Linked DNA regions of Mus musculus: regions 1, 2, 3 and 4 are each linked to region 5. The links are chromatin loops, found by intact Hi-C in ENCODE. Cell type or tissue: left cerebral cortex. All regions are shown on one strand. Region 1 overlaps Gsdmc4 (gasdermin C4). Region 2 overlaps Gsdmc2 (gasdermin C2). Region 3 overlaps Cyrib (CYFIP related Rac1 interactor B). Region 4 overlaps Cyrib (CYFIP related Rac1 interactor B). Region 5 overlaps Asap1 (ArfGAP with SH3 domain, ankyrin repeat and PH domain1).

Evidence for each region. Peaks named below come from ENCODE experiments on the same cell type or tissue, not always from the same donor. Only the 100,000 strongest peaks of a DNase experiment are listed, where the experiment ranks them.
Region 1: it touches region 5 in a loop (3-fold over the local background); 16 of 42 quality-filtered maps call a loop at or near these places.
Region 2: it touches region 5 in a loop (4-fold over the local background); 9 of 42 quality-filtered maps call a loop at or near these places.
Region 3: it touches region 5 in a loop (2.8-fold over the local background); 7 of 42 quality-filtered maps call a loop at or near these places.
Region 4: a loop joins it to region 5, with 2.3 times the contacts of the local background. A loop is called at or near these places in 7 of 42 quality-filtered maps.

The regions. Positions count from the first base shown.
Region 1 is chr15:63,893,837-63,898,836 of GRCm38, forward strand. Gsdmc4 (gasdermin C4) reads right to left here. Exons shown (of 12, transcript NM_028992.1): 5 at 3,881-3,986; 6 at 1,321-1,428; 7 at 1,094-1,123; 8 at 837-863; 9 at 1-42. Among named protein-coding and RNA genes, the nearest start is that of Gsdmc4, 16 kb to the right of the region's middle. In left cerebral cortex, CTCF peaks have their summits at 1,915 (motif pointing left) and 2,323 (motif pointing right); DNase peaks (open chromatin) are centred at 1,922 and 2,325.
Region 2 is chr15:63,826,723-63,831,722 of GRCm38, forward strand. Gsdmc2 (gasdermin C2) reads right to left here. Exons shown (of 14, transcript NM_001168274.1): 7 at 4,040-4,145; 8 at 1,443-1,544; 9 at 1,302-1,331; 10 at 1,042-1,068; 11 at 64-209. Among named protein-coding and RNA genes, the nearest start is that of Gsdmc2, 16 kb to the right of the region's middle. In left cerebral cortex, CTCF peaks have their summits at 2,035 (motif pointing left) and 2,446; DNase peaks (open chromatin) are centred at 2,034 and 2,466.
Region 3 is chr15:63,931,736-63,936,735 of GRCm38, forward strand. It overlaps Cyrib (CYFIP related Rac1 interactor B), which reads right to left. Exons shown (of 13, transcript NM_001360036.1): 12 at 3,844-3,914. Among named protein-coding and RNA genes, the nearest start is that of Gsdmc4, 22 kb to the left of the region's middle. In left cerebral cortex, a CTCF peak has its summit at 2,459; no DNase peak of the experiment used is centred here.
Region 4 is chr15:63,945,540-63,950,539 of GRCm38, forward strand. It overlaps Cyrib (CYFIP related Rac1 interactor B), which reads right to left. Exons shown (of 13, transcript NM_001360036.1): 5 at 4,467-4,588. Among named protein-coding and RNA genes, the nearest start is that of Gsdmc4, 36 kb to the left of the region's middle. In left cerebral cortex, no CTCF peak of the experiment used is centred here; no DNase peak of the experiment used is centred here.
Region 5 is chr15:64,113,359-64,118,358 of GRCm38, forward strand. The region is part of intron 25 of Asap1 (ArfGAP with SH3 domain, ankyrin repeat and PH domain1); the gene reads right to left. Among named protein-coding and RNA genes, the nearest start is that of Gm20717, 18 kb to the left of the region's middle. In left cerebral cortex, CTCF peaks have their summits at 31 and 2,438 (motif pointing left); DNase peaks (open chromatin) are centred at 287, 2,505 and 4,666; H3K27ac peaks cover 1,803 bases.

The sequences.
Region 1 (5,000 bases), 220 kb before region 5:
GTTGTGTTTGTTCAGATACTTCATGTTGTAGACACATAAAATCTGTTTGCAGAGAGCAACACCAATCCGAAAGTGAGAGACATTCTTCAATTAAATATCCCTGGGATGGTACCATTTCCAGTAGCTAAAAATGTCTCCATAGACAACCTGCTTGAGCTCCCCCCCCCTAGGGTGGGGGCAACTATCATGAAACTAGAAACAAAGAAGCATTAGCACTCTGAAAGGAGGGGACACAGCACTGGGGGGTAGAGATGGAAATCTGAACACTGGTTATTGCAAGTGTTGGTAGAGAAATGAGCAAGTATTTATTTCTGGGATATGTCAGGAATGAAATGTACTGTTGGGCTCTGGTGACAGCGATCCTCAGTGTTCATGGATCAGCTTCTGTGTGTGATAAATGGGGATGTGGTGAGGGGTCAATGTGTTTGTGATTCTCGGGCACCTTGCACATAATAGGCACACTTATCGGTAAGTATCTCTGAAATCTATAAAGAATTAGCCAAGCACTGCATTTGAGGAAGTTCTGGTTCTGCCACATGTCCTATGAGTGAGCCATGAGAGTGGGAGCACCACCGTGGAAGCACCAAAGCACATCTCTGACTCTTTCTCATTCCCCACGCTGGAGCAATGTCTGCTTCCCATTTGTCATCAGTGAACATCAGTGTACACAATTGTGCATGTGTGAGTTGAACGAACTGAAAAGAATGTGGAAGTAGACCTCTGATTTTTTAATTCCATGGGAATTAATCATTTGAGATCCGAGTCTATGGTTTCCCATTAGAAGCCCAGATTTCGTCTTTAAACACACACACACACACATAAACACACACACTCACTTAGATTGGCAGGCTCCTCAATTGTTCCTAGAAAGAGAAACGTGAACTGTTAACTTTCTTCATCCTCAGTTTTTTTGAGACACACATTGGAGAGTCTCTCCTACCATCTCGTACCTCCTGCCCCATACCCAGTCTATGCCTTCACCTCATTGGCCTTCCATGAACTTTCCCATCCTCCAGCAACCAGAATCAGGGCTAGGGCAGAGCCAAGTAGCATCACCCAGATCTTCAACCCCAACCACACCAGACACACTCACCAATTGGATCGATGTCATCTATCCAAGAGCCTAGAAAGAGATAATATATTGGCCCACCCAAGAATTAGTGTTTGTCCTTACATCCCCTATATCTTCCCCCATTTTCCTACCCCTCCCCCACCCAACTCCTCCATCCGTCCTTGCTTTTCACCTGGCGATTCTGTTCTTATGAGAAACTTCCTTCAATAAACCCATCCCCAGGTAGATCTCATTTAGCAATGTCATACCTGTCTCAATGACTTCCTCCTGATATCTTAGCGTTACAGGTAAATCATATAATTTCAAAGGTCTGTCTGGAAAGGTCATCTTCTTCTTAGTAGCAGAAGGGAGAATGACTGAATAAAAAAGAAACTCAAGTGAGGTGAGGTGAGGTTACACCTGCTAGAATTCTTCCCACACCTCACATAGGGACTCCCAAGCCAAACATCAGGGACTGATGTCAACCTGAGCACCAGCCTGTGTGTCCTGTGAATCAGATCCTTTCACAGGTGCCCGGAAACCTTCATTGTATTATGCTTGTTTGTTTATTGTGTGCACATGCATGTGTGCCTTGGACACATACAGAGGCCAGGGCCAGCGTTGGAAGTCAGTTATCCTCTTCCAACATGAGGGGCATGGAGAGAGAGCTCAAGTCATGAGGCCTGGTAGAAGGCAACTTCCCCAACTAATCCATCTCACTTGCCTGAAACTGACATCTTAAATGAGCACTTTAGGTGACCATCACACCCTCTGACATTCAAGAATTACTCCATGAGAGCTGGAGAGAGTTTTGCAGCTCTTGCAAAGAACCAGAATTCAGTTCTAGAGCCCACACGGCAGCGGCCTCTTCTGGCCTCCTTGGACACTGCATGTGCTTGGGACTCTTAACATGCTGGCAAAACACAACTACACACAAAGTAAAAACAAGCAAATAAATACTCCGTGAGGTGAAGCAGACTGTTTTCCTCCTGTCCTGTCAAACAGGTCTCTTGTTAGCCTTCAGTTACTAGCTGGTCTTCTTTATCTATGCTCAACCTGTGATCTCGAATTGTTTTGCATTCACGTTCATGGAGCTGTGCTGAGGTCTAAACGTGCCTAACAACAAAATTCAAACATTTGGCCCATGAAATGAGCCTGTGGAGGAAACAAAGATGACAACATTTAATGTGTGAACTGAACGAAGTTAGGACAAAAAAAAAACAAAAACAAAACAAAACAAAAAAACAACAAACTTCAAAGTGTCTGCAAGTCACATTCTGAGCACTAGGGGGCGGTCAGAGCATCTTGTTTATACAATCAGACATGGAAGGGACAATGTGTTGACTGGCAAGCAAAATTTAGTCCTCATAACAGACCAAAAAGGACTCAATAGTTGACATATCACTGCCCAGAAGCTTCTGAGAAAACTGGCCTTCTCCTGTGGAAGGGGAAACCACAGTGTCGTTTCTCTCCCAAGCTGACATGAAGAAAGGAGGTAGAGAAAGTGACCTGTAATACATCCGGCTCCAATTTCTCTTCATAGCTTAGGTTCACCAACACTTTGCCTGACCGGACAATAACTGGGCTCTGCACCGTCAGAACCCTTCATCCCAGAGCCCCCTCCCATTATTGCCTCCTCTCACCCACCTAGTCAGTTCTCATAAGTTTCCACTCTTCCGTGCACACATCAAACTTTAGAGTTTATCCTCCAGGAAACACTCCACTCCCCACCCCCACTCCCACCCCTACACCTACCCCCATCCTGAACCCCTCCCCCAACCCACCCTACATTCATTCTCCACAAGCATGGCCTTGAGTCACTGGGTAAAATATTTGATCCAATCGCAGTTTATTTTGTTTTGCTGTTAATATTTTGAGTATAGGGTTCATTTTCTTTCCCCTCTGTAAAAGGAAGCACTTTTCACTTACCATGATCTGCAACAGTAAGGACATCTCCCCCAGACATTTAATAGGCATTTCCAACCCTGTTCCCAATTCCCACCCTATGATTCAGTCATAGGTGCTACAAGAATATGGACAATTTCTCTAGAAGCCATCAGCCACTAACTGTACTTACTAAATTAGAGAGCCCAGCTTCCTTGACTGTTGCTGATAACTAGGGGATTAATCTACAAGGTAGATACTGCAGGAGTTGTATGTGTGTGTGTGTGTGTGTGTGTGTGTGTGTGTGTGTGTGTGTCCCATCCTCTCTTAGGTGCTACCAGTCACACTGAGGAATAACTTGGGGCTCTGAACCTACTCATGTTCTGGCACTCAGCTCACACACAGGTCCATGCCTAACACAGACACTTACACCCCATGGCAAAGTCTGAATGTATGGGTATGGGTGAGGGTGATGTGTGTATGTTGTGTGTGGTGTGTGTATTGGGCAGTGGTACATCTCGTGGAGAAAATTCTGTACTACATTAAGGCATTCAGTCTACAGCTTCAGTTGTGTTGTGCTTCTGTTATTTTAAGGAGCTTTAATGTGGACTTATGGGTCACCTGGTGAACTTGGCCGCTCCCTATTGGGCTTCTGAGAGAAGCAGGACCTTGAATGGCTAGAGATGAATGCCCAGAGATGCCTGGGATTAGCCTGGACTTCACCCAGCTAAAAATACCTCCATTTGGACACTCCAAGTCAGATCCCTTCCTATTCAGGAAGCTACCTCTGCAACTACAGCTAGAAGTATATGAGGATGGCCATGCTTAGAGGTGACTGAAGGTAGGGCATGTGCCTGGGACAGTGAGGAGTGCTCCTGGCCTGTAGTCAGAAGAGGTACACATCTTTGGACACCCCATCCCCACCAGGCCCCCACTGCTGCTCACCACAAGTGTTATTCTCAATGACAAGTTGCTGCTTCTTATAGGCCAACACCGAACCCTTTGGGATAGGTATTGAATACTTTTCCGACCTTCCCGCCTTGCCTCGAACCTGGGGAGACAAAACATTCCTAGGGACTTGTAGTTCTTTGACTCATAAAACCATCAAAAATGTTTACTTTAATCCAAAAAAAATGTATGTGTGTAATTTAAAAGCCAAATAAATGTAGAAAGCTCAAGAGAAAATACTAACAGTCCCTTCCTTCTCCCTCCCCCCCTTCCTGGTCCCCATGTCAAGTTACTGCTCCTCTCCCTTGTATGACAATATTTGCCTACATTGAAACATGGGAGGTGTGCCTACAGAGGCCTAGAGATTGAATTCAGAGCACCATGGGTACCAGCCTAGTATTTACAACTGAGCCATAGCCGCAGCCCTATTGCAACGTCTTGAGTTTTCCAAACTAGGTATATGATTTATTGCCTCCTCCTAATGTTGAGGTTTCACTCTGATTTACCCATATTCACATCTGGGTTTCTACATAGACCTGTATTCTCAGCTAGCTGTTGGGGGAGGCTGCTTCTCCTCATTCCAGAGCTTGTCTCTATCAATCCATGTGATGTCTTCTGTATCTTCTGTCCTGTTACTCATCATCTCTTTGGGACCCTAGAGGTACCACCTACTGAACTCAGCAGCCTCGCAGGGTCTGAGACAGGACATGAAGCATCTGTCTTTCTGAGTCTGGGGTGCCTCATTCAGGATTAATATTTCCAGTACACACATTTTCCTGAAAGTTTCATAGTTTCACACATCTTTGCAGGTGAATAGAATTCCATTGTGTTATTGTCACATTGTCACTCTCCATTCATTAAGATGTACGTCTATGTTCCTTTACATATACAAATGTTTGTTTTATGAAGCTGAGTGTACCCATCCTTGGTGGAAATATGATGTCTTGGTTAGAGTTTCCATTTCTGTAAAGAGACACCATGCCCAAGGCAACTCTTATACAGGCAATTATTTAGTTAATGCTGGTTTACAGATTCAAAGGTTTAGTCCACTAACATAATAGAAGGATGGATAGCAGCAACCAGGCAGATTGAAGGAGCCTAAAGTTCTGCATCATGA
Region 2 (5,000 bases), 290 kb before region 5:
TCTTTGTCTCCCAAACTGACTGTTACAGGTTTGATCATCTCTAGGTAGCTATGGAACTCTCACCATGTTCATCAGGTCATACAGAACTTTCCTGTCACCTTCATAGAGCATGGACAGGATACTGGACAACACAACTTCTTGAACACCCTTTGAGAGTTCAGCCAGTTGCTCTGTTTGTTTGTAAACTTCATTTTGTAGGCACATGAAATCTGTTTGCAGACAGCAACACCAATCAGAAAGTGAGAGACATTCTTCAATTAAATATCTTTGGGATGGTATCATTTTCCAGCACCTAAAAATGTCTCAATTGACAGCTTGCTTGAGCACCCATGCACCCTCACCCCCCACCGCGAGTGGGGGGGGAACTATCATGGAGCTAGAAACAAGGAAGCATTAGCACTCTGAAAGGAGGGGACACAGCGCTGGGGGTAGAGATGGAAATCTGAACACTGGTTATTGCAAGTGTTGGGAGAGAAATGACCAAGCATTCATTTCTGGGATATGTCAGGAATGAAACATACTGTTGGGCTCTGGTAACAGCCATCCCCAGTGTTCATGGAACAGCTTCCATGTGTGATAAATGGGATGTGGTGAGGAGTCAACGTGTTTGTGATTCTCGGGCACCTGCCACATAATAGCCACACTTATTGGTCAGTATCTCTGAAATCTATAAAGAATTAGCCAAGCACTGCATTTGAGAAAGTTCTGGTTCTGCCACTTGTCCTATGGGTGAGCCGGGACAGTGGGAGGGTACCACCGTGGAAGCACCAAAGCACATCTCTCTGATTCTTTCACATTCCCCACACTGGAGCAATGTCTGCTTCCCATTTGTCCTCAGTGAACCTCAGTGCACACAATTGTGCATGTGTGAGTTGAACTAACTGAAAAGAATGTGGAAGAAGGCCTCTGATTTCTGAATTCCAAAGACAGTTATCATTTGAGTTCTGAGCCTATGGTTTCCCATTAGAAGCCCAGATTTTCTCTTTTAAACACACACACACACACACACACACACACACACACACACACACACACACTCACCTAGATGGGCGGGCTCCTGTATTCTTCCTAGAAAGAAAAAGGCAAGCTGTTACCTTTCTTCATCCTCACTGTTTTTCTTGATACACTCATTGGAGAGTTTCTCCTAACTTATCTTACCTCCTGCCCCACACCCAGTCTATGCCTTCACCACATTGGCCTTCCATGAACTTCCCCATACTCCAAGAACCAGAGCCAGGGCTAGGGCTGAGCCCAGTAGCATCACCCAGATCTCCAACACCAACCCCACCAGACACACTCACCAATTGGAACGATGTCATTTATCCACAAGCCTAGAAAGAGATAATATGTTGGCCCACCCAAAAATTAGTGTTTGTCTTTATATCTTATGTCCTCCCCCATTTTCCTACCCCTCCCCCCTCTATCCATCCTTGCTTTTTCACCTTGCAATTCTGTTCTATAAATCTCAGTGGGTTCGGAAGCAGAAGCGTACTTAGGTGTGCCTGGAAAAGTCATCTTCTTCTTAGTAGCAGAAGGGAGAATGACTGGACAGAAAAGAAACTCAAGTGAGGTGAGGTGAGGTTACACCTGCTAGAGTTCTTCCCACATGCCACGTAGGGACTCCCAAGCCGAACACCAGGGACTGATGTCAACCTGAGCACCAGCCTGTGTGTCCTGTGAATCAGATCCTTTCACAGATGCCCGGAAACCTTCAATGTATTATGTTTGTTTATTTATTGTGTGCACATGCGTGTGTGCCTTGGACACATACAGAGGCCAGGGCCAACGTTGGAAGTCAGTTATCCTCTTCCAACATGAGGGGCATGGAGAGAGAGCTCAAGTTATGAGGCCTGGTAGCAGGCACCTTCCCCAACTAATCCATCTCACTTGCCTGAAACTGGCATCTTAAATGAGCACTTTAGGTGGCCATTACACCCTCTGACATTCAAGAATTACTCCATGAGAGATGGAGAGTCTTGCAACTCTTGCAAAGAACCAGAATTCCCTTCTAGAGCCCATACGGCAGCGCCCTCTTCTGGCCTCCTCGGACACTGCATTTGTTTGGGAAGCTTACATGCAGGCAAAACACAAATACACACAAAGTAAAAACAAGCAAATAAATACTCCGTGAGGTGAAGCAGACTGTTTTCCTCCTGTCCTGTCAAACAGGTCTCTTGTTAGCCTTCAGTTACTAGCTGGCCTTCTTTATCTATGCTCAACCTGTGATCTCGAATTGTTTTGCATTCACGTTCATGGAGCTGTGCTGAGGTCTAAACGTGCCTAACAACAAAATTCAAGCATTTGACCCATGATATGAGTGTGTGGAGAAAACAAAGATGATAACATTTAACGTGTGAACTAAATGAAGTTAAAACCAAAAAAACAAAAAAACAAAAAAAAACAAAAAACCTTCAAAGTGTCTGCAAGTCACATTCTGAACGCTAGGGGACGCGCACGGCATTTTGTTTATACAATCAGACATGGAAGGGAACCAACAGGGACAATGTGTTGACTGGCAAGCACACATTCAATGTGTTGAGTAGCAAGCACAAAGTTATCCTCATAAAAGTCCAAAAAGGACTTAATAGTTGCCATATCGCTGGCCAGAAGCTTCTGAGAAAACTGGCCTTCTCCTGTGGAAGGGGAAACCACTGTGTCGTTTCTCTCCCAAGCTGACATGAAGAAAGGAGGTAGAGAAAGTGACCTGTAATACATCGCGCTCCAATCTGTCTTCATCGCTTAGGTTCACCAACACTTTGCCTGACCGGACAATAACTGGGCTCTGCACCGTCAGAACCCTTCATCCCAGAGCCCCCTCCCATTATTGCCTCCTCTCACCCACCTAGTCAGCTCCCCTGAGTGTCTTCATTTCCTCTCTTCCATGCATACATCAACCTTTAGAGTTTATCCTCCAGGAAACACTCCACCCCAACCCCAATCCGCACCCATACGCCTACCAAACCCTAATTCCCTCCCCCAACCCACCCTGCATTCAGCCTCCACAAGCTTGGCCTTGAGTCTCTGGGTACAACATCTTATCTAATCACAGTTTAGTTTGTTTTGTTATTAATATTTTGAGTAAAGGGTTCATTTTCTTTCCCCTCTGTAAATAAAAACACTTATCACTTACCAGGATCTGCAACAGTAAGGAATTTAATAGGCATCTCCAACCTTGTTCCCATTTCCCACCCTATGATTCAGTCCTAGGTGCTATAAGGATACCGACAATTTCTCTAGAAGCCATCAGCCACTAACTGTGCATGCTAAATTAGAGAGCCCAGCTGCCTTGACTGTTGCTCATAACTAGGGGAGTAATCTACAAGATAGATACTGCAGGACTAGGGTGTGTGTGTGTGTGTGTGTGTGTGTGTGTGTGTGTGTGTGTGTGTGGTTGTGTGTGTGTGTCCCCTCCTCTCTGAGGAGCTGCCTGCTACACTGAGGAATAACTTGGGGCTCTAAGACCTACTCATGTTCTGGCACTCAGCTCACAAACATGTTCATCCATGCTTAACACAACACTTACACCCCATGGCAAAGTCTGAATGTCTGGGTTATGGGTGAGGGTGATGTGTGTATGTTGTGTGTGGTGTGTGTATTGGGCAGTGGTACATCTCGTGGAGAAAATTCTGTACTACATTAAGGCATTCAGTCTACAGCTTCAGTTGTGTTGTGCTTCTGTTATTTTAAGGAGCTTTAATGTGGAGTTATGGGTCACCTGGTGAACTTGGCAGCTCCCTATTGGGCTTCTGAGAGAAGCAGGACCTTGAATGGCTAGAGATGAATGCCCAGAGATGCCTGGGATTAGCCTGGACTTCACCCAGCTAAAAATACCTCCATTTGGACACTCCAAGTCAGATCCCTTCCTATTCAGGAAGCTACCTCTGCAACTACAGCTAGAAGTATATGAGGATGGCCATGCTTAGAGGTGACTGAAGGTAGGGCATGTGCCTGGGACAGTGAGGAGTGCTCCTGGCCTGTAGTCAGAAGAGGTACACATCTTTGGACACCCCATCCCCACCAGGCCCCCACTGCTGCTCACCACAAGTGTTATTCTCAATGACAAGTTGCTGCTTCTTATAGGCCAACACCGAACCCTTTGGGATAGGTATTGAATACTTTTCCGACCTTCCCGCCTTGCCTCGAACCTGGGGAGACAAAACATTCCTAGGGACTTGTAGTTCTTTGACTCATAAAACCATTTAAAATGTTTACTTTAATCCAAAGAAAATATATGTGTGTAATTTAAAAGCCAAATAAATGTAGAAAGCTCAAGAGAAAATACTAGCAGTCCCTTCCTTCTCCCCCCCACCCTTCCTGGTCCCCATGTCCAGTTACTGCTCCTCTCCCTTGTATGACAATATTTGCCTACATTGAAACGTGGGAGGTGTGCCTACAGAGGCCTAGAGATTGAATTCAGAGCACCATGGGTACCAGCCTAGTATTTACAACTGAGCCATAGCCGCAGCCCTATTGCAACGTCTTGAGTTTTCCAAACTAGGTATATGATTTATTGCCTCCTCCTAATGTTGAGGTTTCACTCTGATTTACCCATATTCACATCTGGGTTTCTACATAGACCTGTATTCTCAGCTAGCTGTTGGGGGAGGCTGCTTCTCCTCATTCCAGAGCTTGTCTCTATCAGTCCATGTGATGTCTTCTGTATCTTCTGTCCTGTTACTCATCATCTCTTTGGGACCCTAGAGGTACCACCTACTGAACTCAGCAGCCTCGCAGGGTCTGAGACAGGACATGAAGCATCTGTCTTTCTGAGTCTGGGGTGCCTCATTCAGGATTAATATTTCCAGTACACACATTTTCCTGAAAGTTTAATAGTTTCACACATCTTTGCGGGTGAATAGAATTCCATTGTGTTATTGTCACATTGTCACTCTCCATTCATTAAGATGTACGTCTATGTTCCTGTACATATACAAATGTTTGTTTTATGAAGCTGAGTGTACCCATCCTTGGTGGAAATATGATGTCTTGGTTAGGGTTTC
Region 3 (5,000 bases), 180 kb before region 5:
GTAATATGCCAAGATGAGTAGCTGATCACTCAATATCACAAATTCATGCCTTAGGGTGAGTTTTAATCCTGATCAGGCTCTCTCCCCCATCCAACAGGAGCAGCCAGTTTCTGGTCACTTGGTTATAGGGACCTCGTTGAAATGATTAGCCAAAAATCTGAAACAATTTCGCTATGTTTTACTCTATGCTGTATAAAAACAGTACCTTGAAATACTTACATTCTCTAAGTACCTTATTTCAGGGTAGGTACACTTTGAATAAGCGTATAAGTCCAAACTCAAAATGAATTCAACAAGATGAAATATTCAATTTTGAAATCAAATTGACTCTAAATAATACAACACCAGCCTGCAAGTCTCCGATGTCTTCCAGGAATTACTACCCAACAGGAGAAGGAAAGTGTAAGAAAGAGGCTAGTCAGGGGTAGGGCTCTGGAAAAGCAAAAAAATTATATGTGAAATGTTTATAAGCCAAATCAACCTATTTGAATTATCTTCTGAATACATTCTAAATCCAAGCATTGCAAGCCTGTCTGTCGCTGCTGATCAGGTACAATTTTAGGCTTCCTTTACTCCTTAGTATCAGCTCTTCAGTCGAAGGTCCTGTAGCTTCCCCCACGTCTTACTCAGCATCCTGTCACTCCTCCTTCATTCTTTCATTGCTTTTCCAGAGCCCTACCCCTGACTAGCCTCTTTCTTACACTTTCCTTCTCCTGTTGGGTATTAATTCCTGGAAGACATTGGAGACTTGCAGGCTGGTGTTTTATTATTTAAAGAGTCAGTTTAATTTTAAAATTGAATATTTCATCTTGTTGAATTCATTTTCAGTTTGGACTTATACGCTTGTTCAAAATGTACCTACCTGGAAAGACAATCATTTTAAGTTGGTATATAGACAATATATGTTAAAGAAATTTGAACAACTGTTCAGTTTATTTCAAATAAGCTTTAAAAGTAAAAATCCTATCTGTACTCTTTAATAAAGGTGAAGAGACAGGTAAGTTTCATCAGACACCTGGCATGAACTGTATGTTTCTCAGCAATCACTTCCAAACTGTTCTCACTGAAGAGATACTGTAGTGTCTGGTTCATAATGAGTGTTTAGTAAATAACTGGAGGGAAGTTAGGTTGTGACACTGGAAAGGAGAAGTCCACAGAGTAGTGGTTCCTTCCTAATCCTGCAACCCTTTCATACAATTCCTCTTGTTGTGATCCTCCCCAAACAATACCATTATTTTCACTGCTACTTCATAAGCAATTTTGCTACTGTTACAAATCATAATGTAAGTATTTTTGTAGAGAGGTTCGCCAAAGAGATCACAACTCATAGGTTGAGAACCACTGTCAAAAAGCATTATCTAATAAAATGGTAGTGATGAGGCAACTCTTCTGTTTTGAGATTGACAAAGCTTATATGGCCACATATAACCCTATTCAATATCAGGAAATAGATGTCATATATTTCTATGGCTTCTTCTCCCTTTCCTTTACTGGAAATAACTAAGGAACATGGAATAGTTAAGTCCCTACTGCACAACAGTCAACAATCGTCACACTCCCTGAGACTGTCTCTGGGGAATGTGGCCATGCTCCTGGCAGCTCTGGCATTCCTACCATGGAAGATCATGTCAGAGGTGCTGCACCACCACTCTTAGTCAGCAAAGATAACAGAACTGACTTTGAATGACCAAACCATATAGGATAGGCTTACTATCCTTTGTGCACAAAACCCAAGTCCCCTTTCAAGTGCATGTGACTTCTCTACTGGAAAACAATTGCTGCCTTTATCAGAAGTTCAGCAAAGAAGCAAGTACTGGAGCACTCTACCTGAATTCACAACTCCTCCCTTTCATGCGTAAAGAGAGTTCATCTCATATCTCTATTAAAAAATATTCATGACTCATTGCTTCTAAAAGTAGAAGGTATTGGATAAATAATTCAAAACATATACAAATATAATTCCATTCAAAAATCTTTTGGTCATTAATTTTGCAAGAAGTTTGTTTGGTTTTGCTTGTTACGAGAAAGCTATACGAGGCTGTGATGTCTTAGTTTCAACAGTGTTTTACAAAGTACTAGCCAGGGTTATTTATTTAAAACTAGAGAGCCTGAGTCTCAACTCAGATATAAAGAAAGAGACTCTAGAGGTAGTAACTTAGAAATATGCATGTTTTACAATCTCTTCTGAAGCACACCGAGTTCAATACCTAGTGAACCAGATCGGGACATCCAAAGGGCATCAGTTTTAGGAATGGAACCCTACATCGACTCTGCTTCCTCAGAACCCACTACTTCTGGGCTCATGTGATAAGAAATGAACTTCTATAAAATAAAGCATTAGCATTACAAAGCTCCAGGTAAAAAGTGAGAGCTCGACACAGAACATGCTTACTATGAACCAGTAGGTTCAGAAGTTTTCCTTACAATTTAATAAAACTAACAGGATCCTTTTGCTTTCCTCAGTACTGCCTCCTGTGGAAACACTGCACACCAGTCCTGTACTCAACACTACTGCCCCCTTTGGTTCTAACACTAAGAAAAAGAGACTCCCCCCCCCCCCCCCACACACACACACAAGTTCTAAAAGCAGTACTGCACTACAGCTACTCTTTTAGCATGCTTCCTTTAAGGTAACCTAAGAAATACTAAAAACCTTCACAACCTCCTTTACCTTTAAGTTGTTTTGGATTTTTGAGATAGGTCCTCACTAAGTAAACTAGGTTGTCCTTTTGGGTTTAAAAGGTATATACCACCATGCCAGGCTATTTATTCCTAACTTTTAACAATAAATTTCATAATAGATTTCCTGACACCTATTGACTACAGAGACTAACCCTTCAGGAAAATAAAAAGATAAGAAAATTTACAAAAAAAAAAAAAAAAGGGCGGGTACACTGAGATACATAATATCCAGATAGGACATAAAGAGGCCCATGCCCATAGCTAAATTTAAAATGTAGTATGCAACGCAAAAGAAAGAAGAAAATTCCTAAACATTGGGTGTGTGGCTGCCATACCCTGATAGTAAGTATATGGATTTAATTAAACTAACTTTTTGTCATTCTAATGTTCATTTAAAGTAGCTTTCCTTTATTCAGGCTTAAACCACTTACACAGCACTAGTTGTGTGTAGGTTCCACTCAGGTGAAATGAATTGATATTTGCTTTATGATATAAATAAATACCACTACATAAATATTTCCACGTTCATACTATTTTTGCTTAAACCTCAAAATAATAAAGTATAGAAAATTAGCTTCTAGGTTGTGAAAATCTTTTAAGTTGATCCTGTGCCACTATGTTATAACGCATGAAGGTATTCACTTAAAAAGATGTCATGCAGCACAGTAGAGGCTGCAGAGACTAAATCTGCAGTGACTCCTCAAAATAAAGATAGTGCAGACGTGGGGGCATGAATACAGAAATGTTACAAGGTTACAAGGAACAACCATAAAACTTTGGATTGTTCTATCAACAGGCCAGTAATTACACTGAGCTATGATTCTCTCCATGTTTAATGAAAAAAACCCACTAGGAAGCTACACATGGTCAGATCACGTGGTTTTTCTTTAAACTTTCCTGTTTGTGAACTAGCATGCATTAAGGTTATAAGAAGCAGGATTTCCCTCAAAGGGGCAAACAGTAAAGCAAAATGTTGAGCCAAGAAACAAACTAGTACTGTCATCGTCTACACACTGTCCTCATTATAGGATACAATCACTGCTTTGAAGCAACATTACCAATAAGCAAAATCTCCGACTTGAATATTACTGAAGTCTATCTTAGGTGGTATTCAAACACTTGGCAAATATTTTTCTGTCATGAGTAGGTACATATACACACCTGAGAGCATTGAGAAGACCTTCTACACTATTAGGAGGTTGGTCCTTAAGAACTTTGATACAACCTTTCATCTGAGGAGAAAAAGAAAAAGGAAATATCATTTTTTTTCTTTCCATTTTTTATTAGGTATTTAGCTCATTTACATTTCCAATGCTATACCAAAAGTCCCCCATACCCACCCACCCCCACTCCCCTACCCGCCCACTCCCCCTTTTTGGCCCTGGCGTTCCCCTGTTCTGGGGCATATAAAGTTTGTGTGTCCAATGGGCCTCTCTTTCCAGTGATGGCCGACTAGGCCATCCTTTGATACATATGCAGCTAGAGTCAAGAGCTCCGGGGTACTGGTTAGTTCATAATGTTGATCCACCTATATAGGGTTGCAGATCCCTTTAGCTCCTTGGGTACTTTCTCTAGCTCCTCCATTGGGAGCCCTGTGATCCATCCATTAGCTGACTGTGGGCATCATTTTTTAATATAACATTCACTTTAAAAAGGCAAAACTAAAATTGGAACCTTTACTACAGAACTGAAGGGACCATATACTAGAAATGCTAAATTACTTGTTCTTGGGGGTGGAGCTGGCAAATATTATTTTCAGTCTGTTAGTGAGGCAAAACTTTCTGGAAATACAACCAGTCAAAATGAAATCCCACTCACATTTATGAACTAAGGAAAGACATCCTGAAAAAAATACTATACACCAGTTGCAAGGATAGACCATTCTATCTGCTCCAGGAAAGAGGAGTTTCCCAGGTAGCTTGTGACAAGCATGGGACAGATTGGAATCCTGTAGAGCTGAGAGGGAGGGAAAGAGTCCTGAAGTGCAGATGATGGAGGTAAAACTGACTGATGGACAGGCAGTAGGCACTTCTACAGGCTACTCAGAGACAGAAAAACCTCAATGAAGTTCTTATTTTAAGATCAGCATGGTTGTCTGAAAAACATGACAGCGTAAGTATGAATGGAGAGGTGTGGGTTTAGCCTCCTACTCTACCACTTCCTAACAACTGTGTTACTTAACCTCTTATAGTGAAGCTGCTATAGTGAATGGAAAATTCTAGGACAATGTTCACAGGTACATAGGAACAAGGTAAAACTTCGGGGACATGGTTACCACAGTAAGCTAATGCTAACTCATTTTTCTTTATATAAAACAG
Region 4 (5,000 bases), 170 kb before region 5:
ACAGGTATGTGCTACCACATCTAGCTGATATTTTCAAATTTTGAGTGTTTCTATAATTTTTTAAATAATTCTTAGACACAGCAGAAGCCCAAAGTCTGTATTACTCATGTTAGAAATACTATGTAGAAATACTGTAACTAGTATCAATGATCACAACATGTAATAAGTAATCCTAACTTCATATAAACAATTTTTGACAATATGCTAATATATCTCGTGGGAAGCCCAGACTCAGTTCATCTTATAACAAGCAAACAGTGAAAATGTGTTTATTATTCAGGAAACAAGCAAACAATTAAAACTAACTTTCACTGATTTCCTCTTAAGTATCCCAACTTCTCTTATGCTGCACTAATGCATCTTCATAACACACAAATGTGCCTGCAGATGCTGTCTACTGTGTCCAGTGAGTAAACTACTTCCTAGGACTTGCTTTGCCATATGGAACCGATGACAACATGCTACTTCATGGCTAACATTCTATGGATCTAAGTGTCTGCTTCCTTCACCTGTCACTTCAGATTCACTGCTGTTGGTAAGATTTGGGGCCAGTATTCATAATAGCTCAATATACAAGATGGGACTTAGTAATATCAATGGCAAAGCTATCTTAAAATAACTACAACTCATTTTCAAGTCTGTTAAAATTTAGGGGAAAAAAATACATTAAAAAAAAAATAGCCGAGCGGTGGTGGCACATGCTTTTAATCCTAGCACTTGGGAGGCAGAGGCCGGCCTGGTCTAACAGAATGAGTTCCAGGACAGAGAAACTGTCTCGAAAAAAAACCAAAGACAAAACAAAACAAAACAAAAAACGAAAAATTAGGGCAGAATTCAACATTAGTGGAGGTTCTTACTCCCTCCTCACTAGAGGTTTATAGTAGAGAGCATACTTGTCTTTATTCATAATTACTCCTTTTAAGGTTATATGGTTAAGGTACTATTTACTTATATGTATGTTTTGTCTGCATGTGTGTCTGTGAACGCATGGCTGGTGCCTGGTGGCCAGAAGAAGGTGTTGGATACCCTAGAACTCGAGTTCCACATGGATATGAGCCACCATGTGTGTGCTGGGAATTGAATCAACCCACAACCCAGGCCTCCTGGAAGAACAACCAGTGCTCTTAACTGCTGAGCCATCTCTCAAACCATATTTATTCCATTTTAAAGTCACATTTTATAAATGTTATTTATTTACCTTAACAAGCTAGCTACCAGAAAACAGTCTGTGTTATTACATGCCAGTACTCTGCTACACTGTTTATATGGAGTTTTATAATTTTATTACCACAGAAATGTTGCTAGTTGCTTTCATTTTATTATGGTGAGTTAAAGAGCCATTATTCTTTACTTTTTTTTTTTTAATTTGCAACATGCAGATATAAGTACCCCATTTAAAAGTACAAATAATTTTAGAGTTTTTGTTTTTGATAGTGACCTCTATTATGAAGTGACCTCTTGATAACCATTTTACAATGTCAATTTGCACTGACTTAATAGGCCAAATTCTCTTCACAAAAGAAACTTCGTCACAGTGATACACACTTTTATTCACAAAACAATAATTTTCTGTTGTCTGTTTTTCATAGGCCACCTATTACAGTTCCAACAGTTATCAGTTCTTTGTAGCCTCGCATGTACTAGGCTTTCACTGTCCTTTCATGGGAACTGCTTTCCTACGATTCAGAAGCCTAATTACACATATGCATCTATACATTTCTTAAAACTTCAACTGCCTTAATACTGTCTATAGCTGTCCATTCCACAGACATGTACTCCTAGTTTTCCAGTTCACATATTTTATTACTATTCTACTTACATACTTCCGTCTTTAATCTCCTTTTGTTATTTGTTTTGTTGTGTTAATTTGTTTTACTTGAAGATAGGGTCTTACTCAATAGCCCAGGCTGGCCTCAAAACTCAGGGCATGCTCCTGTCTTAGCCTCACAAGTGCTGAGATTATAGGTATGAACCATCACAGATAACTTCTTTGTCCGTAAGTCCCTTACCAAATAGTGATGGCACAATAGTCAGAGTAAGTCTCAAGAGCCGGTAAGGTCAGCCTCTTACCCTACTTTAGTTTCCCCCTTTTATGTTTTCTAGTGTTATATGTTATATTTTTGCTTCCTTACACAAGCCTTTAAATATATATATACACACACACACTTTAAAGCAGTTGTTTACTTTTCCACATCAAAAATTGTGAAATAATGTGAGTTATATGTAGCTATAGCCCTGGGGAATCAGCTCTGTTGCACACCTAGGACATGTGGAGAGCTCCAATCTTTAGCCACGGTATTCAGAGTTTCTGGCATCACAGCCCCAGGCGGCCTTTCTGAAATGACCTATAGAAACGTTCCTACCACTGTACTCTCTTCCAAAAATAAACTCAATCTAAGCAAGAAGTCAATGAACTGTACATGAGAATAGGGACCAAGTCTTTCCCACACAAACATAGAGCAAATCTTCTGATGGAAAATTACAAAACTTTTTTCAATCCTAAGAGTTCTACCTATAGGGAGAAAAATACACAACAGGTATCTTTTTAGTGAATGAGATTTTTCTCTTCATTTACTATAAGTAATTGAAAAAAAAAAAAGATGGGCTCTATAAGTTCCCTCTCCTTACTGTTGGGCATTTCATCTAAGATCCCTTCCTCTGAGGTCTCGGATGCATTCTGGGGGGGGGGGGGGGGCAAACCTCCTATTTCCCAAGGTTGCCTGTTTCCATTCTTTCTGCTGGTCATGGCTTCAGTCCTTTTCTCTCACCCAATACCAGATCAGGTTCTCCCCCCACCCCACCATCCACTTTCCCAGGTCCCTCACTCGCGGCCTCCCCACTTGTGACTGCTTTCTTCTCTCTCTCTCTCTCTCTCTCTCTCTCTCTCTCTCTCTCTAGTGGGACTGAGGAGACCTCACTTGGGTACTTCAGCTTGTTCTGTGGACTGTATCTTGGGTATTCTGTACTTTTTTTGGGGGGGGGCTAATATCCACTTACTAGTAAGTACATCAAGTGATAAGATTTCATCTATATTTAATCAACATGAAGATAACATCAAACTCATTTTAAAATAATCTCTGAAATCTTGTGACTTATAAGGAAAGATATACTGAGTAGTTAGTGAAGCTATTTTGTTTTGCTTCCATGTCTGAGTTTTCAAATTATATTTAAGTGTTGTCAGTATCTGATTTCATAGTAAAAGTCACAGTCATTTACTTACAGAAACATTAAGATTTAGAATGATAGCAGGAAGTTTAGTCCACACCTTCAGTATTTCTTTCCTCAAGGGTTTACACCTTGCTTGGCACTGAGTATGTAAGAACCCAGGGTGATTTAACACTGGAGCTTGGCGAGTGAGTGGTACAGACATAAACAGCAGGTCATCATTTTTTTGAGGTTCATGAGGACCATAAAAGACACACATGTAAAGTACTAGGAACACAGTAAGGGGAAGTAGGCTACTGACATGTGAAGGGAAGAAAGGAAGAGCATTCCACACTAAAGCAAAGGTGAGACTGCTCTGCAAGATAGCTTGGTCACACACAGGAAAAGTCTGCAAGTCATTTCAGTATCCCTCCTCCCTTACACTAAAGAGCTAACAAGTAAACACAGCACCCTCTCCTTCCTCCACTTTACTCTGAAGTGCTACTACTCCAGACGTTCGCGTGGGAGCCCAAAAGAGTGGTCTTTGATGACCTCTGAACTACTTGCTACTGAGAGTAACAGAAACAAGGAGGGCAGGAACAAAGCATAGATAGACAATGCCTTCAAGAAATGGGATGAGAAATCCAGGTCTAAAGGCAAGAGAGTTTGAGCACTGTATCAGAGTACATTCAGAGGAAAGAAAAGCAAATAAAGGTAGAATTAAGAGAAAACATAGTGAAAGAGTAAAGTTCTAGACTGGAACTTGAGAAAAAAGTAGAAAGAAGCAGGGACGGTTCAGTTTCTGAAAATTAGAAATACAAAAGGAAGGTTAATTCAGAAACTAGAACAGAGATAGAGAGACACCTCACTTCACACTTTGCTTGTGGCGTAAGACTATTAGAGAAGAGGCAGGTGGGGAGGGGTTAGAGGTGGAAGAACTATCTTGGATGGTTTCACATTCTCCTAGGAAGCTTAGGAGTTGAAAAATAGAGCAGGAGGTGGGAGGGTCCTGGGGAAGGGAGCCAGAAAGCAATAGTCTTTCTCCACAAGAGGAAAACATAACTAAATAGTCCCCAAAGGAAAACCTAATTTTCATGTGTGACTATAACTCATATTAAATCACATACGAGTAGGTAGCACTGCCCCTTTGTAATACCTCTCTGTCCATGTAGTTCTGTAACCAGTTCTGAAATAATGCCAAGTAGTCTTTCAAATATAACACTTCCCAGGACAAGCCCAGAAAACATCAGAAAGTAAGCCAAGGTGACAAACAGTCATTTGACCTTTACTGATAAAATGCCTATAAAAATTATAAACTTTACCTCTCGTATTTCGTGGCCAGCTCCTCTGTATGACTGCAAATCCTCCAAGATGCCTTCTGCATCTTTTAACACTACATTCACCTGATTATATATTTCCTTCTCAGACTCTGTAGGCTGGGCATCTAAACAGCATGAAAGCACAAGAAAATTTACAGTGGCATGAATATTTTAATACATGTATTAACTAAAAACAATTAACAACTCAATTTCCAAAGAAGAGGTAGATTTTATTCAATATAAATTTTATACTTTTAGAAGACACATTTAAACTAAATTTCAAACTTATACAAACTATAAAGAAGCAAGAGAAAAATAAATGCTATTATATAATGTTAATTTAATTTACAAATTATTGTGGTATATTGAACCAATCTGAGAATTCTAATTAAAATTTAGACTGGTACTACTTACAGTTTTGTTTTTTTTAAAATCGTCTCACTACATAGCACACACTGGCTTTTAACATATTATGTATCCCAGGCTGCCCTTAAACTTGTAAATCTTCTGCCTCAGTCTGAATGCTGGGATCACAAA
Region 5 (5,000 bases):
TCTTGTACTTTCATCTCTATCACCATCTAGGGATTCTCTGGTGAAGTGCATCTTACAAAAGGTCACGTAGGGAGGCTCTAAATACTGAAGTAAAAGGCTAACAGAGGTATGTGTGACTTCAGGGATGATGTCATGCAAGGGTCACCCAGTCTCTACCAACCAAGCTGAATCCAGATCCAAGAGTTTGGAAAGTTGGTCAGACATGGCAAGAAGCTGAGTTCAGAGAACGGTGAGCTGACTCAAGCCCAAACACTCAGGCCTGACAACAGGTTGTTCTTCCTGACTCCCACATGCACAGTGGGGATCTCTCTTCACTTCCTGCCTACTTTAAAAACTATTTTTATTCAGTTTTGAGGATTTCAATACTTTTTTTTTCTGCCCTCACTTGTTAGGAGGATTCATATGTAACTTTATCCAGAATCTTTCTTTAATGCATTTCTCTTCCCTGGAGTGACTGCTGTTAATGTCTAAGACTTGAGCAAGGTTGCCAGGGACAAGAATACCCCGTTTTGTACCACAGTGACTGCTCTTCTTCCTGCTCCGTCTGCATGTTTTCACAGGGGAGATGGTATTGCTTTTCTCTGTCCCAGTGCTGGACCTGGTAAAGCCTGGGCATCAATGCACAGATTTTCCAGTATTTTGCACATTTGGATTTCAGTAAAGGTGAAAACCCAGGTCTTCTACCTGGAGACCAAATAAAAAGTACAACTTTCAAAGTTCACAGAAAACGGCTTAAAAAGCCGTCTTGACAATAATATGCCTTACAGAAGACTTAATGACTGAAGCTATACCTGAGTAACTCTACCAGCACACAGAAAAGCTCTATCACTTACTAATGGTTTTCCCTTTATTTATTTTTATTATTTTTTATTTTTTATTTATTTTTCAAGATAGGGTTTCTCTGTGTAGCCCTGGCTGTCCTGTAGACCAGGCTGGCCTCGAACTCAGAAATCCACCTGCCCCTGCCTCCCAAGTGCTGGGATTAAAGGCGTGCGCCACCACGCCCGGCTCCCTTTGTGTTTTTAATTAACAATGTCATATATGTTCATTGAGCACATGATGCTATTTTGAAACACATACACGTTACGGAATGATTCAATGAGTCAATTAACATTTTTCACCTAATATATTATTGTGGTAAGAACACTCAGAATCTATTGTCCTAGCAACTTTCAAGACTACAATCCATTATTATTTGCTATAATAACATGTCCTACATTGTATTTTAAATTTATGTGGCTGTTTTTATGTAGCTGGTCCCATGGTTTTTTATAGTATGTTAATCACCTTAGTAAGCAGTAGTTAAAGCCAGGTGCTGTATAAGGAAGGAAGGAGCGCCAGGGTGACATGTTTTTCTTTGTTGATTTCTTTGCAGAGAGTAGCCTTAGATGTTCATTTGTCCCTCAGTCCCTTTCTGATACTGATAACAGTAGTGGATTCAAAGGAGTTAGGGTTGGTTCTGTAACAGTTACATAAGCACACACTTTGATCTCTCCCCATGCAGGAGAAATCAGGATTACCTCTGCTTCTTTTTTCATACCCTAGAGGCCAGGTGACTTGACCAGATAGCCTGTGTTAGTGACCCTTGTTGAAGATAAAGCTCTTGGTCAGCCCACGGGGCTTCAGGAAATGTGTTTAAAAAGGAATTTGGTACATCACAGCTTCCGTTCTGAATGCCTATCTTAACTGTAAGGTCAGTGAATTGTAAAGATCTTGCATCTGGTTAGTTTTGGTGTGTGGTGTTTTTATTTATTTGCAAATTGTTTTTTTTTAATAACGAAGCTTTAACAATTATTAAAATAATAAAATATATGGTGGGAAACTGGAAAAGGGCCACAACAACAACAACAAAAGCAAAGCTAAATATAAACATAAATCTAATGCGATGATTTAAAGGCAAAGCGCGTGAGTTGTTATACCAAGCCGCTCAAAGGGTTATCCCAGGAGATACAAGCCCCAGGGAGCGGTAGTCACCAACGTATGAACACTTGCCAGGCTTGTAGCACTCAGCCAGTGATGGCAAGCCACGGCAGGAAGCTGAGGGGGTCTCCCCATCTCCACTTGTCTCTTAGACTTCAGGCCTCTCAGAGAAGGCGATGCTTTGTATAAAGTGCTTCCACAGCTGTCCTGGGTAGAATTGCTATAAGCATTTCTACAGCGCTCTCCGGTAAGTGCACCGCCACTTCCCTAGGACATGTGGTCTGGTTCCATGTGTGCCCACTCCCTCCTTTTGCTGTGCATCTTTTGAGACATGCTTTCACTTATTCTTTCTGTTGCTTCTACACTTAATAATCTGACAGATGAACCCCATCTTGCACTGTGCTGAGACAACAGGACTATAGCTCCTGTTCTGGAGAAGTTTTCAGTAGGGCAGGAGGAAAAAGAAACCTGGCTTTCAAAGCAGGTTTGCTCTCCTCCTGCACTGCCCCCTACTGACCTGATGGTGCATTTTCTGCTTGCTTTCTTACTTTGCAGAAGGCCTTCTTCACTCTCCCCTGTATCCCTGCTCCTGAAATAGTTGTTGAATGAGTGCACTCGGTGGAGCTGTGCGGTCTCATCTGCTTGTCATTTCACTGTGCAGGCTCAAAGCAGTGACTCAGCAAGGCAAACACCAAATCCTTACTTCTGGTAACTCTGCAGGATTGGCCCTCATGGAGTAGGAATCCCGGGGGTCTAGACTGAGGGTGGAGTCTGTATGAGGTAGGAGGTCTCCATCATAGCATGTACACATGAGATGCAACGGTTAGTATTCACATGCTATTCAGAGCAGTAATATTTCTGGATTCTAGCACACTAGTTGTTCCTGCTTCTAAAAGCTTAAAAACTTAGTTCTTCAAACCGAGTTTTGCTCCTTGAGATCAGACTTATTCTTTACAAAGTTTCTTTTAGTTAAAAAGCAGGCAGGCGTCAGGTCTCGATATGGTACATGCTAATCCAGCTAGTGAGCAACTTCACTCTGGTCCATAGTTCCCTGAAAACGCCTTAAAAGAGGCAGTGGCAGAGAGAACCAACCCCAATGGATCACATGGTGCCATGTGCTATGTCGAGTGTTTCCTACAGTCCTCAATCTTGTGAGAAGTAATGGCTCGATGGTGGGTATACATTTTTGCCATTGACACGCAAAAAAGCATGAAGATGAATAATGGCAGACAGCCATGACTCTAAACTTTAACATTATTGTAAACCAGCTAAGTTAGCCAACCAAGCAAGCAAACACTATGTACTTGCAAGTACCTGTTCTGTGAGATGAGCTGTGCAGCTATTGGTTTCCCATGATCCTCCACTCCAGAAGCAGCTGCAGCCACAGCCCAGCAGACCTAACAGGAGGATCTCTCCATACACTGCCTCAATGTGCTCTCCATTAGGCAGGTAAGAGAAAGACAGAGGATCTCCCTCAACAAGGAAAGAAACCGTGGGGTGACTTGCCATAGCTTGCTACAGCTCTCCTGCTACAGCACCATGTGATCTATAGGAAATTCCTTAACTTTACTAGGGCACAGTTTCTTTGCCTGTACAATGGGATATAGTCCTTCAGATTCCTCTTAGCTTTAAAGAAACCAAAGTTCTATGATAGCATTCAAATGCAAAGATTGAAAACCAGTAAAAACCTCAGGGTCCCGGTGACCCCGAGGCGGTTCTGTTTAAATTGTATTGGGTAGGGGGCTGCTGGTTATGAGAAAGATCTACACACTTAGCTTTGTACCTTCAGGGATTCTCTCTGGACTCCTTTCTGCAGAGAGCCAGGCATCTGACTGCCTGAGCTGGAAGGATGGTGAATGTGGGCCTGGGATGCTGCTGGCTGATGGGAATTTAGATCAAACTTCCCTGAGTTCTGATGAGGTCACTGGACGGTTCTGGAAATCCTTCTGAGCTTGCCTCAGAGGAGGTTTTTTTCTCTCTTGCTGCCTCTTGCACTCCCCTATTTGTGGGGGACTTTGTCAGAGGTGCCTGTTCTGTCCCAGGAAGTCATGATCCCGAGCTTCCTACATTTGTATCTGTGAGCGTAGCTTGTGCTATAAGCAAGGACCAGGGCCTTCCTTGCTGTGGAGAGAAACTAATGACAATCCAAAGGATGACTGATTCCAGACAGCTTTGTTACAAGTAGATAGTTATTCCAGTTAGCAGGATAGATTGAAAAAAAAAAAAATACAGGACCACAAAACACAAGGCCCTCTGCACAGGGTGCTAGCTGACTGTTTAACAGTGTCCTCTAAGGATCATATTTACACTGTAAGTTTCTCCCATGTAAGAGCAAGTGAGCCCGGCTGGTTAAGGACAGTTATGGTTCAGTGCCTGGCAGCTGTCAGATAGGCAGCTGTCTATCTGTGTCAGCAGCAGACAGTCCAATGCTCGGAATCTGATGTCCCACGATAGGCTGCCAGGGGGAACTCAGTCAGGAGAGTAAGTTCTATTTTCAAGCATGGGCTTGACCTGTAAAAGGAAGGGATAGGTGGTCTATCCTTCGTTAACCACGGTTGCTATGGCCAAACCTCTAAGCCCATTTCAGCAGCTGAACCGCTGAATAAATGTAGCCTTTGTTTTCTGGGTGTTCAGTAAAGAGCTAGCTAGAATTTATTCAATGCAGGCGAGTGATGCCTGGCACTAAGCCAGATGGAGCACTCTATGTTTTTTTTTTTTTTTTTTTACGTCCCTGTGAGATAAAATTACACAGGGAGGCTACAAGGGGTGGGGGTTGGGTGTATTAGTTCTTGGCTTCTGCTGTCAGCGAAGGCTCTCTGAACAGGTGCTGGCTCTGCCTGTCAAGACAGGTCACCACATAACCAGGGCACAGAAAATCAATCCTTCAGATGCATTTATCAGGTCTGGAGGCTCCTTTCTGTCCTCTTGTCAGAAGCACGACTTGCTGGGGATCATGGTTTTGCAGAAGGGAGAACAGCACAGAGCTCACACAGTATAGATTTGTAAGCTTGGTACATTAATGGTCTGTCTTTAAAAGTGTGTTCTAGTAGACTGTGCAGAATGATAAGAAACACTTGGCT